2 separate regions of the Homo sapiens genome follow, and region 1 is linked to region 2. The links are chromatin loops, found by intact Hi-C in ENCODE. Cell type or tissue: endothelial cell of umbilical vein. All regions are shown on one strand. Links, peaks and the distances in the headings refer to the core of each region. The heading gives the core; the rest is flanking DNA. Region 1 overlaps COLEC12 (collectin subfamily member 12). Region 2 overlaps COLEC12 (collectin subfamily member 12).

Region 1 (2,913 bases), core at 120-2,619, 51 kb before region 2:
TCCTACTTTGATTTTTTGTTTATATAAACTTCTTAGTTTTTAGAAATAAGACACAACTGGACCCACAGCCAGCCAGCCCAAGAAGCTTTCTCTGTAAATACGTTTCCCACTCATTTGTTCAAAACAATATTTACTGGAGCTGGGTACAGTGGCTTACGCCTGTAATCCTAATACGTTGGGAGGCCAAGGTTGGAGGATCGTTTGAGGTCAAGAGTTCAAGATTGGCCTGGACAACATAGTGAGACCCCATCTCTAAAAAAACAAAAAAATTAGCTGGGTGTGATGTTGATGCCTGTAATCCTAGCTCCTTGGGAAGATGAGGTGGGAGGACTGCTTGAGCCCAGGAAGTCAAGGCTGCAGTGAGCCATGATCATGCCACTGCACTCCAGCCTGGACAAGAGAGTGAGATCCTATCTCAAAACAAAACAAAATAAAACCATTATTTATTGGCCTAGAACATGTGCAGGACATCGTGTTAACTAGGAATACAAAAATGAAGATGTGACATTTCCCTCAAGTCTAGAATACACAGGATTAAAATTAAAATATGTATTATTTTCTTCCAAATAAAATTCTTCTTCTTCTTTTTTTTAACAAAATAGCCTCAAAAATCCTTTTGGTTATAAATCATTTTTTTCTTCTTCACAGTGCATAAACTATCAGGTGCCATGATGATAGTTGTTCAAATACTAGCCTTCCCAGTATCAGTGAATGCCTTCCTAGAAAAATCTTAAGAAATTACTCTTTCTAGCAGAAATTTCAGGTAACTTGAGAAACCAGTAAATGAGATTTTAAGGGAAACAGACTGAACTTTCAGTAGCTTTCCTATCATACTGACCACACACGCCCAGGGCTGGTCTGATAGTAAGAACGACTTCTGGTTTTGTTTTTTGTTTGTTTTTTTTTGTTTTGTTTTTTTTTCCCAGTCTTTTACAATTAAGGTTAACTCAGTCAGAATGTGCTGATATGGTTCCTGGTTCAGAGGAGGTGTAAGAAGTGCTTGGAGACCAGTCTCTCCTTCCCAAAAGAGAATTATGCAGGTTGAGAGAGCTGAAGGGCTCATCTGATGTCAAGCTTTAATGCCATCTCTCTCATCTCTCTCATCCTAGAAGACAGTCTCTTGCTCCTTCCAAATGGGAGGGAAAAGGGAGGTGCTACAGATGAGCATTCATAGCTGCCACTAAACCGAGTTTCCAGAACAGCATCTTTTAGAGAGAGAAAACAATTATAGAACCAACATCCCTGATCATTTTTCTATGTGGAATGAAAGCCCTGTTATAAATTACACCAAAGACTTAAATCATGGCATGACCTAGGAGTGACCCTTCCGCCTTACATCAGTGCAGCCAGCCTGGTGACTCCCCCAACCTCCATCACCATGGATCCTGCATTACAGAAGGAATGAAGATCGTAGTGGGACTTACGTAAGCTGCGAGCCCGTCGCCATCCAGCCCTCTGCTCACATTAACACTAAGCAGTATATAATTTAGAAAGGGGGAAATGCTATCATAGCTTTTGCCCCCACATTGCTATGAAATTCCAGACTTTTATGTGCAGGAAGCTCCATGTTGATCTTGGCGTCCCCATGGGTTAAAAATCTTGTTTAAATGGTGCAGCCTTAGAATAGCCTTTGAGGTTTTTCCTATGTTGTTTTATAAGAGGCTTCTGCCTGATTATTTACAGATGCTGTCTCTGAGAAAGCTGAAAATAGTCTCACTATGAACACTGAAATTCAGTGTCCTTTACTATTTTCTGGTGAATAGCTCACCAGAGCTCAAGCCCAAAGGTTGGCTTACCAAACTGGCTTTTCAAGAGGACTTCTGATGTTGTCATCTCAGGCACTGAGGTTTCTGCTGACCTGGCCTCAGCTGGTCAATAAGTCACTCGTCAATGTACTGGCTCAACAAGTATGTTGGACCTACTCTGTGTCAGGCCTGCATCAGGATGTGGGGACACAGAGGCAGAAACCAAGGCTCTGCCTTGGAGAGCTCAGTCTAAGGAGAAGCAGTAAGTCTGCCGACAACCAGGAGGTAGAGGAGTGAATGCCATGTCACAGCTGAGCAGGGTGTGCTGGGTCACCTCATGGGTGTGGGGGAGAGGAGGCGAGCCGGGCGGCCTTCCCTTACTCACAATAAGCAAGGCAGGACAATAGAGGTGTGGTTTCCTGTACTTGGTTTTTTTCCTTCTTCAAATCCAAATCAGGCTATTGCCTCTAGGGAGGCATGATCTGTAACCTCTCAGACTGGGAGAGATCTGTTCTTATTCTTCAAAATCTCCAGAGAAGAACTTAGTGCAACCTTCTTAATTGTGTCTATGGTATTCACCAACGTATGCAGAAAGCTCTTCAGTCTCCATAACTCAAACCCGTGAGTTGCAGTTGAAGTTACTTTCTCTTGCACCAGCCTTGTTGGAGAGCCGGCCTACTGGAAGCATCTTCCTACACACGGGGTCATGCCCCCGACCCTTGCTCTTTTCCAGGCTGGGCAGCTGCCCCTCCCACCCAGGGCTCATTCTTCATCTCCTTTCCATGATTTCAGTGTCACATCCTAGACTCACTCCAAACCCTCCTATCCCTTCTCAATTACCAAATGCAGACTAGACCAGGAGGGGAGTGTGCTGGGCCAGAGCTTTTCCTTCCCAATTCCTGCAAATTCCTGAGAGTCCCCCCAGGCTGATGAAATGAGTCTCTTTGTACATGATCACCAGGAGAGACTCTGGGATGACAGCGCTGGGGGAAGAGGTGGGGGAGAATAAAATACAGTCCTTACAGGTTTAATTAAAGACACACAGCCCCCACGGTCATCAACATCACCATTGCTGGCACCACTAACCTCTCTGGAGCCATGAGGGCATGTGGGTGAGTGAATATTGGAGAAGTGCTTTTGGACTAACAGTAGTACCATAAATAACTGT
Region 2 (2,913 bases), core at 198-2,697:
CCAAAGTGCTGGGATTACAGGCGTAAGCCACAGCGCCCGGCCTCAACTCATATCTTTTAAGAAACGTTTCAGAGTCTGTCTGTCTTAAGTTGCTTGCAGTTGCTACCAAAAGGGAAACTCTTTCCCACTCTACCCCTCAACAACAAACACTGGAAACAACCTAAATGTCTTCATGCTGTCTTAACCAAAACAGAGCTGAGTAGATTTTTTTTTTCTTTAACTTTTCCAAAAATAAAAACAAACCACATTCAGTTTCAACCCAATTGTTGGAAAAACAAATTATCCCACCCTTCTCCTTCCCACAGCCCTACCAGGATTCATAAGTGAATGAAAACCAGAGAGAGTGGGGAGGAGGAGTTATACTTTAAATGGTGGAAAATTCAGGGCTCCAGTGTTCAATATGACACATATTATGAAATTGTGAAATATAAGACCATATCAACAGCTGCTGATTTAGTGCAGGATCATTTATGATGACTTGCTTTTCCATTAAAAATTTTGGGATGCTGGAGTATGGCCGTGTCTGTGAGCTTCCCAGTCACAAGTAGAGCAGAAAGAACACTGAGGCCTGAAATCAGGCTTAACTCCAACATTGGCCATGCTACCAACCTTGGGAGCTTTGGCTCTCACCTGTAAACCACATATAATTCCCACCTCAAAGGGTTTCTGGGGGAATTCAATGAACTAATGGGTGGGAAATCACCTGGCACATAATAGATATCCACGAAGGAGCGTTTAATGGTTTCTTTCACACGACTTTCTCTTCACATGGTTTAAAACAGATCATAATCACATGGAATGTGGTGTTGAATCTTTTTTTTACTGATGGGCAGGAAAGACAAGGCAAGGAGGGTCTGACCTAACCAGTGAGAAGTCCTCTTGGCAGGAAGAAGGGAAACCTAGGTGCATGGTGTTGCCAAAGGAGCCTGTGGTTATCATGTATGGTGATAAAGATTATGAAATCTCCTCAGTTTATATAAAAAGCAGTGACAGCCAAGGAACTCCCTTTCTCGGCGTTTAGGAGCTCCACCTGCCTGCCTGGAAGCAGAGGATACAGGGGCCAGATAAAGAGCTACTCTGTGACTCCCCTTCCAGCTCTGTCAGCCTGAGAATCTCTTTTGCACTGAGTTCCTCACATGCCATTTTGACACCGAATTCTTATTAAATCAGAGGCCAGGGGTGGTGGCTACGCCTGTAATCCCTGCAGTTTTGGAGGCCAAGGCAGGCGGATCACCCAAGGTCAGGAGTTCAAGACCAGCCTGGCCAACAGGATAAAACCCCGTCTCTACTAAAAATACAAAAAAGTTAGCTGGGCTCGGTGGCGGCGCCTGTAGTCCCAGCTACTCAGGAGGCTGAGGCAGGAGAATCACTTGAACCCGGGAGGCGGAGGTTGCAGTGAGCCGAGATCGCGCCACTGCACTCCAGCCTGGGCGACAAGAGCTAAACTCCGTCTCAAAAATAAATAAATAAATAAATTCAGAAATACCAACTCAATTAGGATTTGTAAAACCACATAAATGAAACTCTCCCCTTAACTTGATGCAAATGGTTTTGGACATTTCAAAGAAACCCCACCAGGAGCACCGAGTTCCACTGTTCCCTTGCCCTTCACCTTCCTCCCAGTGTCAGTCCTGTGCCTCACTTAGAAATGTTTGGAAAAGGTGCCTCTGGAAGGACAGCCTCTCACTGTGCTTACTCAGTCGTTCCCCACAGGAAATGATGGAAATTCCTGGCATTCCCATCAGGGAATGGGTCAGCTTTCTGCAGGGCTGCGGTGAGAGGGATGCCTGGAGCCCTCCTTGTTGTCGGAGATAGATGGCTTCAAATCAACACCTTGTCCAAATTAGAAGATGAAGCCAGGCTTCCAGGAAGAGTCCCAGCAGAGGGGAGACAGGCAGCCTGCCCCGTAAAAGCCCAGCAACAAGAAGTAGAGGCATCCAAGTGTTTATCTTGAGCAGCTTCCCAAAGAGAGTTTGGCATCCTCTTGGTAAACTCTTCCAATCTCTTGGCATTAAAAGCAGACACTCGCCATGTGCCTCAGAAAGAACCTTCCTTTCTGGCTATACGGTTAAGCATATCCGTGCTGTGATTTTTCAGAAGCCTCAGTAGTCCTCTATGCTTTTAGACATTAGTTTCTCTAAACCTCTTGGCAAGAAACAGCTCAATAATTTAACTGGAGCCATGAATTTAAAGTTCCATGTGTTTATCTCTTTGGAGGCTGGGTTTGGAAGGAGGGAACGGTGATGGCAAGGCATGAGGCAGGGGCACTGAGAGGCAGGGCTGGGTTCCCTTCAACACAGATTTCTCAGGCTGCTTCGACATGCTCGGCACCGTGTGGGCCAAACTGTTAAAAATATACTTGCTAATCTGCAACTATTTTTTGAGGAAAGAAAGGGGAAAGTTAAAGCCTGGCTTGTTTGAAGCTATAGCTATAGAGAGACCTGTGAAGTTGTGGATAAACAAAACTATTCAAGGACATGCTTCAAAGAACACACTTACTGATCTCAGAGGAAAAGACATCTGATACCCCGTTTTGGACTGTAACCCCTAAATAATTTTTCAGCAATCCCCTTAGAACTCTCCCACTTAGTTTTTACCAAAAAAAGAAACTTGAATCTACTCCATAGAGAATGCTTCCTTTTACTTTCTTGTTACTGTTTCACAGTTTGCCATTATTCAGATCTTTTACTCTCATAGCTATTAATAATTCCTATGCCTGAGCCCCAAAGAAGCAATTCTGTCAAAGCTTTGTTTGTCAAATACAAACAACAAATGTTCCCAGCTGCCCACAGTTGCTCACTGGAAACCCTTAACTCCACCCGTGATTTTCACAGGCTGAACCATGTATCTCTTGCTTCTCCATCATCCTAACTTTGGACGTCTATTATCATACCGGATCAGATTCCAAAAATA

What was found. Hi-C counts contacts between places; a loop is a spot of excess contacts. Peaks named below come from ENCODE experiments on the same cell type or tissue, not always from the same donor. Only the 100,000 strongest peaks of a DNase experiment are listed, where the experiment ranks them.
Region 1: it touches region 2 in a loop (7-fold over the local background); 3 of 110 quality-filtered maps call a loop at or near these places.

What each region holds. Positions count from the first base shown.
Region 1 is chr18:422,852-425,764 of GRCh38, forward strand. The region is part of intron 2 of COLEC12 (collectin subfamily member 12); the gene reads right to left. Among named protein-coding and RNA genes, the nearest start is that of COLEC12, 76 kb to the right of the region's middle. In endothelial cell of umbilical vein, for the core only: no CTCF peak of the experiment used is centred there; a DNase peak (open chromatin) is centred at 1,520; H3K27ac peaks cover 1,904 bases.
Region 2 is chr18:473,621-476,533 of GRCh38, forward strand. The region is part of intron 2 of COLEC12 (collectin subfamily member 12); the gene reads right to left. Among named protein-coding and RNA genes, the nearest start is that of COLEC12, 26 kb to the right of the region's middle. In endothelial cell of umbilical vein, for the core only: no CTCF peak of the experiment used is centred there; a DNase peak (open chromatin) is centred at 1,731; H3K27ac peaks cover 993 bases.